Regions from separate parts of the Homo sapiens genome. Here region 1 is linked to region 2. A link is a contact called in ENCODE Hi-C or POLR2A ChIA-PET data. All regions are on one chromosome and are shown on one strand. Each heading gives the region's core, a stretch centred on a gene start or an enhancer-like site at or near the end of the contact. The rest is flanking DNA. Distances are from core to core; before and after follow the strand shown.

Region 1 (4,284 bases), core at 921-3,420, 2.1 Mb after region 2:
ATGCCACTGCACCCCAGCCTGGGCCACAGAGCAAGAGACCCCATCTCAAAAAAACAAAAAACAAGAAGCAAAAAACAAAAAACAAAACACTTTTTTTTTTTTTGAGATGGGATCTTGCTCTGTGGCCCAGGCTGGTCTTTAACTCCTGGACTAAAGTGATCCTCCTAACTTGGACTCCCAAAGTGCTGAGATTACAGGTGTGGGCCACCACGCCCAGCCGGATGTCATTTCTGAATAAGAATAACCACAGAGACATGAATGAGAGGGCTCTCCAAATTGCTGGTCTTGACAAAGATTTGCTTCCCTTGCATTCTTCCCCTTGATGCAAAATAACTGCCTTTTATTGGACTACACCCAGTTTGACTCACAGAACTTGAAGAAATTATAACCTAGATGACTAGATGAACACAGTAATCTCCATAGACCATAGGAGATTGCAGTGGATGGCAAAGTGTTACTAAACAAAAGGAGGAAAGGTCAGATGGAAAGCTGTACACTTACGTCCTTCTCCTGGATGGTGCACTCCTTACAATAATAGGCATCAGAGACCCCAGGTCCTCCACAGATCACACAGCGCCCCTGGTAAGATCCATAGTTACACTCATCACATATGCGCACCAGAGTGCAGGGACGCACATAGGAGTCACAAATCACACACTTGCCATCACCTGTAAGGAAGAGAATGGAGTCATGCTCACAAGTTCTTCAGTCCTCTGCTATCTCCTGCCATGGGGAAATATACTAGTCTCCTGGGAAATACACTAGTCTCCTTTTGACAGTGACTTTAGGGCCCTCCTCTTGGCATCACAAAACTTGGTTTCCCCAGTGTCCATCTCAAGCCCCTCAACACATACAAAAGTTTACCAATTAACATATGTGAAGAGCTTAGAAAAGCACCTCGGAGATGATAAGCCTGTATAATTGCTGGCAAAGTGCTGTGTGTTGGGGAGGGGTCATGCTACTCTGGCGATTCTTCCCGTTGAAAACTAGAGAGATACAGCGTTAAATGTGCAAGCGGCAGTGGGGAGTTAGAGGGGCCTTTGGCTAAAGTGCAGCATTCAGTGTTCACATACTTCCAGGCACATCTACTCAAAGCCCTCTTTGTGGCACTTTTGCTGGTTCCACAGAAAACTGGGAGTGGGAAGGGTGGGTTGTTGGGACGGTGTGTTCCACTCACATTTTTCACACAGTCTTCCGATGGCTGCAAGATGAAAGATGGTAAAAAGTACAATTAGAATAAAGGTTTTGAGAAAGAGGAGAAGTACATCCTCGAGCTGGGGGTAGGGACATGAGTAAGGACTGCAGTGAGTGAGACCTGCGGATAGCCATTTTATCATTACAAATTTCCATATGAACCAAACCTACATCCAAGCACCCTCCTGAATCTCCTCCAACGCCCTGGGCAAGCTCAGAGTTTCTCTGGACCTGGTTCAGACCCCACCCCCCGATACCTGCCTGGGGCTCCCAGCACGCGCACCCCCGCCCTCTTCTCATCAGAGGCCACAAACCTGCGCGCTCCTACAACACCCCGCGCCTGAGAGGCGGGAAACGTGGCGCCTGCGAGGCAAGCCCCTAAGGAAGAGACGGGAACCCCCGACCCCCCAGCTCCTAATACCACCCCTGCCCAGACAGCCAGGGGTAGGGCGCAGTCTCACCAACACCAGCCTGCTTGCGGCAAAAGATCAAATCAGGATGATGTTTAGCCATAGCTCCTAACTAAGCCGGCCACCGGAAGCTTCGGGAACTTCCGTCCGACCTTTAACCCCCATTGTTCCTGCCTCCACGTCGCTGTGATTGGTTCTCTAAGCTTCCGTCAGTTTACAATCCTTGCACCAGGCCCGTCTTGCTCTCGCGCGAGTTTTTGTCGCTGCTGGGCGGCCAGGTCCTGGCAGGTGCATGAAACTCTTAAAAACTCTCCCAGATTTGGATGGCGGAGATAACTAAAATTTGTTCTTGGGTAAAACATCTTTGTGCTTGGTATCTATTTCTGCAAGTGTCTTTGGGCAGTCCGATTTCCTCTTGCGTGTCTGTTCGTTGCACGTGAGCTCCGCCCATTGCGTTCACAGGGTTCTGGCGCCTCTAGGGAGGCCTCGCCTTCACCGTGACGCCCCACTCTTCCGGGCACGCCCCTGCCCAAAGGCTTTAAAGGCGCCGTGTGGGACGTCACTTTAATGCGACCTCATCTTTGTCAGTGCACAAAATGGCGCCCTACAGCCTACTGGTGACTCGGCTGCAGGTGAGCGAGCTCAGGGACCTCTGGGTTCACGGGGGCGGGGTGCCTCCTACTGTGCCGGCGGCTGTGGGCGAGGCAGGGCGAGGCGGGCCCAACCTGGGGCCAACTTCTCGTGTACCTGTCCCGGTTGTGGGCCCGGCACCCGTGCCCGCTTCTCTGGTGCCCTAGGTCAAGGCGTCCCCGGCACAGTCAGCTTTCCTGGCCCTGTCCCTGCCTCGCAAGAAGCGTGGGCCCAAGCAGCGGCGGCCGGGTGAAGAGCGGAGGCACCTCTTTCTTCTTTTTGAGGACAGCATTGCCTGCTCCCGTGGGGTGTGTTTCCATTCCTCAAGGTGAGGACAAGGTGACTAGGGGGCGCGGTCGTTGTTGAGTCTTCTAGGCCCAGTTCCTGAGGCCTCACTTCCCATCTCTTAGCAACAGAGGCATGACAGCATCTACGGTTGCCAGGCCTGGAGTCTGGAGAAGAAACTAGGACCCTGTACCACCTTTTGAGGACCCTGCGGAACGTGGAATGTCGGGGAGGGGGGCGGTCTTCTGGGCCCATACGTAGTAAATAATATAATAATAGTCTCTCACCTTTGCACAAGATTTGAGGCCTGTTTTAATTCTTCATAATATTATTTGATTCCTGTAATCGTAGGAATGAGGTGGTTTTTCTCATTTGATAGATGATAAAGCTGGTAGAAAGTAGGTGAAAGTTCTGATTCTCAAGAGTGTCACCGAAGTGCTGTGGCAGAAGCATGGGCCCTACCACCACTCAGTTCTTGTTTATGTCAGCCTGCCCTCACAGAACTTTATGAACCACGGTGCAATTATTTCTGTTTGTCAGAATGCAGTACGAATATTTTGAGCCTCACAATAAGTTGCTTGTCAAATATGGGAGGATAAGGAGACTCCAGTTTGACCTTGACTCCCCTGTTAGGAGCTATCTAGAAAGCTGACTGACTGCCAGATGATTTTTTCACTTCTAACTTGACAGCCCTGGGAAGGTGTTATACTCAGAGGTTCAATGTCAAATGTGTACTTTGTTAATAAAAATCAAGCAAGCATCTGTAGACATTCTCTGTCAACCTTTCACATTTAACTTTGTGAATTCCTTTTGGATCAAGTGGCGCAACTTTGATAATAGAATTTTACGAGTTGTTATGCGTTGTACTCTCAGGAAGCTTGTGGTACTTGAACTTATTTTTCATCACATTGCTTAAATTTAAACTTGAACTTATTTTTCATCACATTGCTTAAATTGAAACCATATGGTTTAAAGTAAAATCATCATTTATCTGAAAGAAAATATTTCTGATCTCAATTCCGGGCTAAGGGAAAGGATTTGCACCTAATTATCTCTTTACATCTTTTTTTTTTTTTTTTTTTTTTTTTTTTTTTTTTGAGACAGTCTTGCTCTGTCACCCAGGCTGGAGTGCAATGGCGCAATCTTGGCTGACTGCAACTCTGCCTCCTGGGTTCAAGTGACTCTCCTGCCCTCAGCTTCCCGAGTAGCTGGGATTACAGGTGTGCACCACCATGCTTGGCTAATTTTTGTATTTTTAGTAGAGACGGGGTTTCACCCTGTTGACCAGGCTGGTCACAAACTCCTGACCTCAAGTAATCGGCCTGCCTTGGCCTCCCAAAGTCCTGGGATTACAGGTGTGAGCCACCACACCTGGCCTCTTCACGTCTTTTGATTCTCTAGGTTAATGATGTGGAAATAGTTGTTTCTTCCTGTCTCATGATTTAAGGGAGTCAGGCAAGATTATTTGATAAGATAAATGATTATAGAGTTCTTGAACTTGGAAGAGAAGAATAGTATCACACCATTTTGAACCGAAAAGGATCTTGGAAAGTATGAGTATTAGACTGGTGTAGAAGGAGATCTGGGCTCTCTTTCCTGATCCTGTGACCTTGAGTAAGTTACTTCCTGAATCCATTGTCCATTGGAGATGATCTTCATTGAACAAATGTATATTCAGCAAGTGGATGTTAGAAAGTGATGAGCAAGTAGAATGAGTTTACAACCATCACGTAGACTAACCTCTTATACAGGTGGAAAAATCTAA
Region 2 (4,602 bases), core at 633-3,132:
ACCTGCAGTACGGACTCACAGGGCTGTCCTTACTGCCTATCTCTCATTCAAAGCACATTTATGTTATTCAAACAAAAAATATCAGGACCCTAGACAGCCAAATACCTGTCCAGCTTCAATTCTCTTCTACAGAAACCTCTGGAGGCAGACAAGATTGCTATTTATCTGGAAAATTCAGTGCCCTAACAATAGCTCTGAGCTCAGAGATTAGTCAGTATCAACTGCCTAACATTAATGTCTCCATGGCTCAGCAACCAGTGCTGTTAGACATCTCTAAGTAGAACACACACAGGTAAGTGGCCATTATTCAAGCTTTCAGGTGAAAAAAACATGAATGAGGCAGTTCTTATGCCAGCCTCAGCAGCTCCAACCCCCCACACTAGTGTTAACTTCTCTTTGCTAAGGTTCCTGGCAAATTTACTATGCTCTGAAATCAATACCCCACACCGCACCTAAAGCAAACAGTGCTGACCATCTGTAGCCTTGGAATATTAGTTTTCAAGTTAAGCATTCCCATTCTGCTGTCGCAGCAGTTCTGACAACGTGTAACTCCTGCTTAAAAAAAAAAGTCTGCCCTCTGCTAACAGCTTGACTCCATCTCTACAATTTCCCTCCCCCTCCACTCCTATTCCCCCAACTTTTAGGATGTCTGTACATACTGGATCCCGGCCTGTCGACTTCCCGCACGATGTGAGTCATGCCAGCCTTGTATCCCAGGAAGGCTGTGAGGTGGACCGGCTTGGACGGGTCATCCTTAGGGAAGCTCTTCACCTTCCCACGATGCCTGCTGCTGCGCTTCCGAGGCAGGAAGCCGAGGGACCCATGTCTGGGAGCGGAGAACTTTCTGTGAGACTAGGTGGGAAAAAAATCACCGTCAGCACCCAAACCAAAGCAGTGCCCCCTTCTCTAGTTCCCAGCTGCTTAAGTTCCAAATCTCAGCAATACTGAAGAATCCTGACCAGACACCCAGCAAGCCGAATAAAAAGGTCATTATCTCTTCCAGGCTCGCACGTGTCAAGAATGCTTTTGTATTCGACAAAATTTAAGCTGAATCTTATTTCAAATCCTCTCAACCTGTAAGAAAACGACCCATTTTTTTTATCTAACCACACAAAAATACACTAAGTAGTGGCACTAAAAACTGCTTAACAGGCAGCTTTATATGCCAATTAGCAAGGTTTTGACCGCTAAAGAAAGGGACTCCCGGGACAAACGCTGGGTAGCAGCTAGCAATGTTAAGCTATAGGCTGCCTCCGGTGCCCGGACACTAATTACACTGATACACACAGGCCAAAGAACTCCGCAGAGCCAAATCAGAACGTGACAATCAGCACACAGTTTCTGTCCGCCCGTCAATAAGTTCATCATCTGTGGTTTCTGCGAGCTCCAGAGGCCTTCGGAGTGCACCAGCGGCCCCAGATATTCAGGAGGACTCCACAACACTCCCCTCCCCCAAGCTTCTTTACCTCCCAATGAGAACGGCGCCGAGAACCTCCACCCAAGGTCCTTCTACCCAGACAAGCAGGTTATGGGCCCTAATCCCAACTAATGATAGAATTGGTGAGGTCGAAACTTAGAAATGACTCATGGCTTTAAAAACGCCGGGCCTCCAAGCCTGCTCCCACCCTTACGGCCTCTCTCTGGCCGACCTGCAGGCCCAAAGCCAGTCCTCCAAGCGCTCTTCACAAGCCTCTCGACTTTCCAGAAAATAGGCCAGACTGAAGTCCCCGCTGGGTCGCCCGTGCCCCTAAAGCAAACCCCCGGCGCCGGCCAAGACGGGATGGCGGCGATGCGTCGCGGATTCAGCCGTGCCGACGCCGGTGACAATGAAACGGCCGCCATTACAACACATACCATCACGCCATCAAATCCCGCCGGTAGAGGCCGGTCGGCCTTACGGGTCCGCTATATAAAGCCAAATCTGGCCCCGCCCCTTCCGGCGTGCGAGCGCGCCCCCGCGGCAGACGACAGGTCGGGGGCACGTACCGAGCGCCATTTCCACGCACGCTCTTCCGCTCCTAGCTTTCGTTCAGAAGTTGACGTCAGCTTCGGAGACAGAAATTACACACTCTACGGCGAGGGGTCGGGTTCAAACTTAGTGAAAAGCCGCGGAGAGGTGGGCTAAGGGTGGGTGAGCCACAAATCTACGGCGTCCGGCAGCAGCCAAATTTGATAATAACGAAGAAAAATGGCTGCGTCGCTTCTCCTCCTGTGATATGCAGCTATCTCTGGAATTAGCGAAGAAAGACTGAAACTCTCGTTTCCTGGCTCCCACGCTGGTTTTGCGGCGACACCAATTTACCTTTAATACCTTTAATCTCGGGCATCCCTCCCTCAAGCCCTATCTCTGCCATTTCTCCCATGCTAATGCAGTGGCCCGCGCTTGATTCTGAGGGTCAGGAGCGTCCCAAGCCTGCGGAACGGCCTCACGACCTCTGGTCATGCCGAGTCCAGCTGCTCAGCCTCCCGGAGCCCCACGCCTTCCAGACCTATGCATCAGCGAGGGCTTTCGCTGATCTCTGCCTAGGCTCCAGGGTGACTCGGATCCTGACCGATTCCCTGCTTCCAGGCTGGTCCCTTACAAATCTCTTTTTTGAGACGGAGTCTCGCTCTGTCGCAGTGGCGCGATCTCAGCTCACTGCAAGCTCCGCCTACCGGTTCCCAGTTCAAGCAGTTCTCCTGCCTCAGCCTCCCGAGTAGCTGGGATTACAGGAATGCGCCACCATGCCTGGCTAATTTTTTTTTTTTTTTTTTTTGTATTTTTAGTGGAGACGGTGTTTCACCATGTTGGCCAGGCTGGTCTTGAACTCCTGATCTCGTGATCCGCCCGCCTCGGCCTCCCAAAGTGCTGGGATTACAGGTGTGAGCCACCGCGCCTGGCCCCCTACAAATCTTTCTAAGAATCAAGTATCTCGTTACTTTCCATGGCCGCCTCGTTGTTTCCTCGGAATTAAGCATCAACTTCAGCGGCCACCAAAGACGCTCCCCTAACCGTCTACTTCAGCCTCATGGCTGCGCCAGAGCACACGCTCTCATATCACCTGCTTCCTCTGTCCCACCCTGTCATCTTCTTTAATTCTGGGCCTGGCCTTTGCTCCCACCGTCGTTTGAAAAGCATTCTCTCGGCCAGGCGCGGTGGCTCACGCCTGTAATCCCAACACTTTGGGAGACCGAGGCGGGCGGATCACCTGAGGTCAGGAGTTCGAAACCAGCCTGGGCAACATGGCGAAACCCCGTCTCTATTAAAAATACAAAAATTAGCGGGGCACGATGGTGTGCGTCTGTAATCCCAGCTACTTGGGAGGCTGAGGCGGGAGAATCGTTTGAACCCGGGAGACGGAGTTTGCAGTGAGCTGAGATTGCGCCAGTGCAATCCAGCTCAAAAAAAAAAAAATTATCTCAATCCTCACACCATTCCCGAAGGACATAAGTGATAGATCTTCAATCCATTATTAGAAATCCTGGGGGCCACATATGTTTCAAAATTGAGCATTTTTTGATTTTTAGAAAGGTAATATGGTGCACATACTGTATATTATGTAATACAGCACTTTTTAAAGAAAAACAATATTCCGTAAGGAAACATGAATATTCACATGGAGTGGGACAAATATAAATAGACTCACATCAGTTCAAGGCTGACTTTGCTGCTCAAAAAATGCATCAGTTTACTTTTTGCTGCCAAATAATTTAAGAAGGTTTTTAAAATTTCAGGATACAGGCCAGGCACGGTGGCTCACACCTGTAATCCCATCACTTATGGGAGGCTGAGGAGGGTGGATCACTGGAGGTCAGGAACTTGAGACCAGCCTGGCCAACACAGTGAAACCCCGTTTCTCCTAAAAATACAAAAATTAGCAGTTGTTGTGCACGCCTGTAGTCCCAGCTACCCCGGAGGCCGAGGGAGGAGAATTGCTTGAATCCGGGAGGCAGAGGTTGCAGTGAGCCGAGATCGTGCCATTGTGCTCCAGCCTGGGTGACCAATCAGGATTCTGTCTCAAAAAAAAAAAAAAAAAAAAAACAAGACCAGGCGTGGTGGCTCATGCCTGTAATCCCAGCACTTTGGGAGGCCAAGGTGGGTGGTTCACCTGAGATCAGGAGTTCGAGACCAGCCTGGCCAACATGGTGAAACCCCGTCTCTACTAAAAATACAAAAATTAGCCAGGGGTGGTGGTGGGCGCCTGTAATCGCAGCTACTTGGGAGGCTGAGGCAAGAGAATTGCTTGAACCTGGGAGATGGAGGTTGCAGTAAGCCAAGATTGCACCATTGCACTCCAGCCTGGGTGAGAAAAGCAAAACTCCATCTCAAAAAAAAAAAAAAAAAAAAATTTCAGGATGCAGACAAAGGATTATAACCTACCCATATTGCCCCCCGCCCTTTTTTTTTTCCGATACGGAGTCTGGCTCTATCGCCCAGGCTGGAGTGCAGTGGCGCACAGTGGCACTATCTCGGCTCACTGCAAGCTCTGCCTCCCGGGTTCATGCCATTCTCCTGCCTCAGCCTCCCAACTATCTGGGACTACAGGCACCCGCCACCAGGCCCGGCTAATTTTTGGTATTTTTAGTAGAGACAGGGTTTCACTGTGTTATTCAGGATGGTCT

The links. Hi-C counts contacts between places; a loop is a spot of excess contacts on that map. ChIA-PET counts read pairs that join two places held with the same protein, here RNA polymerase II (POLR2A). Pooled maps may share reads with other maps.
Region 1: a pooled map shows a loop between it and region 2 (8-fold over the local background). The contact joins the promoter of ACO2 here to the promoter of RPL3 in region 2. A Hi-C loop is called at or near these places in 2 of 50 pooled maps. POLR2A ChIA-PET finds 5 or more read pairs at or near these places in 3 of 52 experiments (HEK293, activated CD4-positive, alpha-beta T cell and activated CD8-positive, alpha-beta memory T cell).

The regions. Positions count from the first base shown.
Region 1 is chr22:41,466,947-41,471,230 of GRCh38, forward strand. ACO2 (aconitase 2) reads left to right here and starts at 2,171. Exons shown (of 18, transcript NM_001098.3): 1 at 2,171-2,236. The coding sequence starts at 2,201. PHF5A (PHD finger protein 5A) reads right to left here and starts at 1,746. Exons shown (of 4, transcript NM_032758.4): 1 at 1,656-1,746; 2 at 1,178-1,201; 3 at 502-668. The coding sequence starts at 1,707. RefSeq lists enhancers at 1,476-2,145, 1,715-2,276, 2,277-2,838.
Region 2 is chr22:39,317,741-39,322,342 of GRCh38, forward strand. RPL3 (ribosomal protein L3) reads right to left here and starts at 1,883. Exons shown (of 10, transcript NM_000967.4): 1 at 1,855-1,883; 2 at 660-852. The coding sequence starts at 1,857. It overlaps SNORD43 (small nucleolar RNA, C/D box 43), which reads right to left and starts at 1,373; the gene lies at 1,312-1,373. RefSeq lists enhancers at 872-1,761, 1,628-1,677, 1,762-2,651, 2,068-2,487, 2,652-3,540.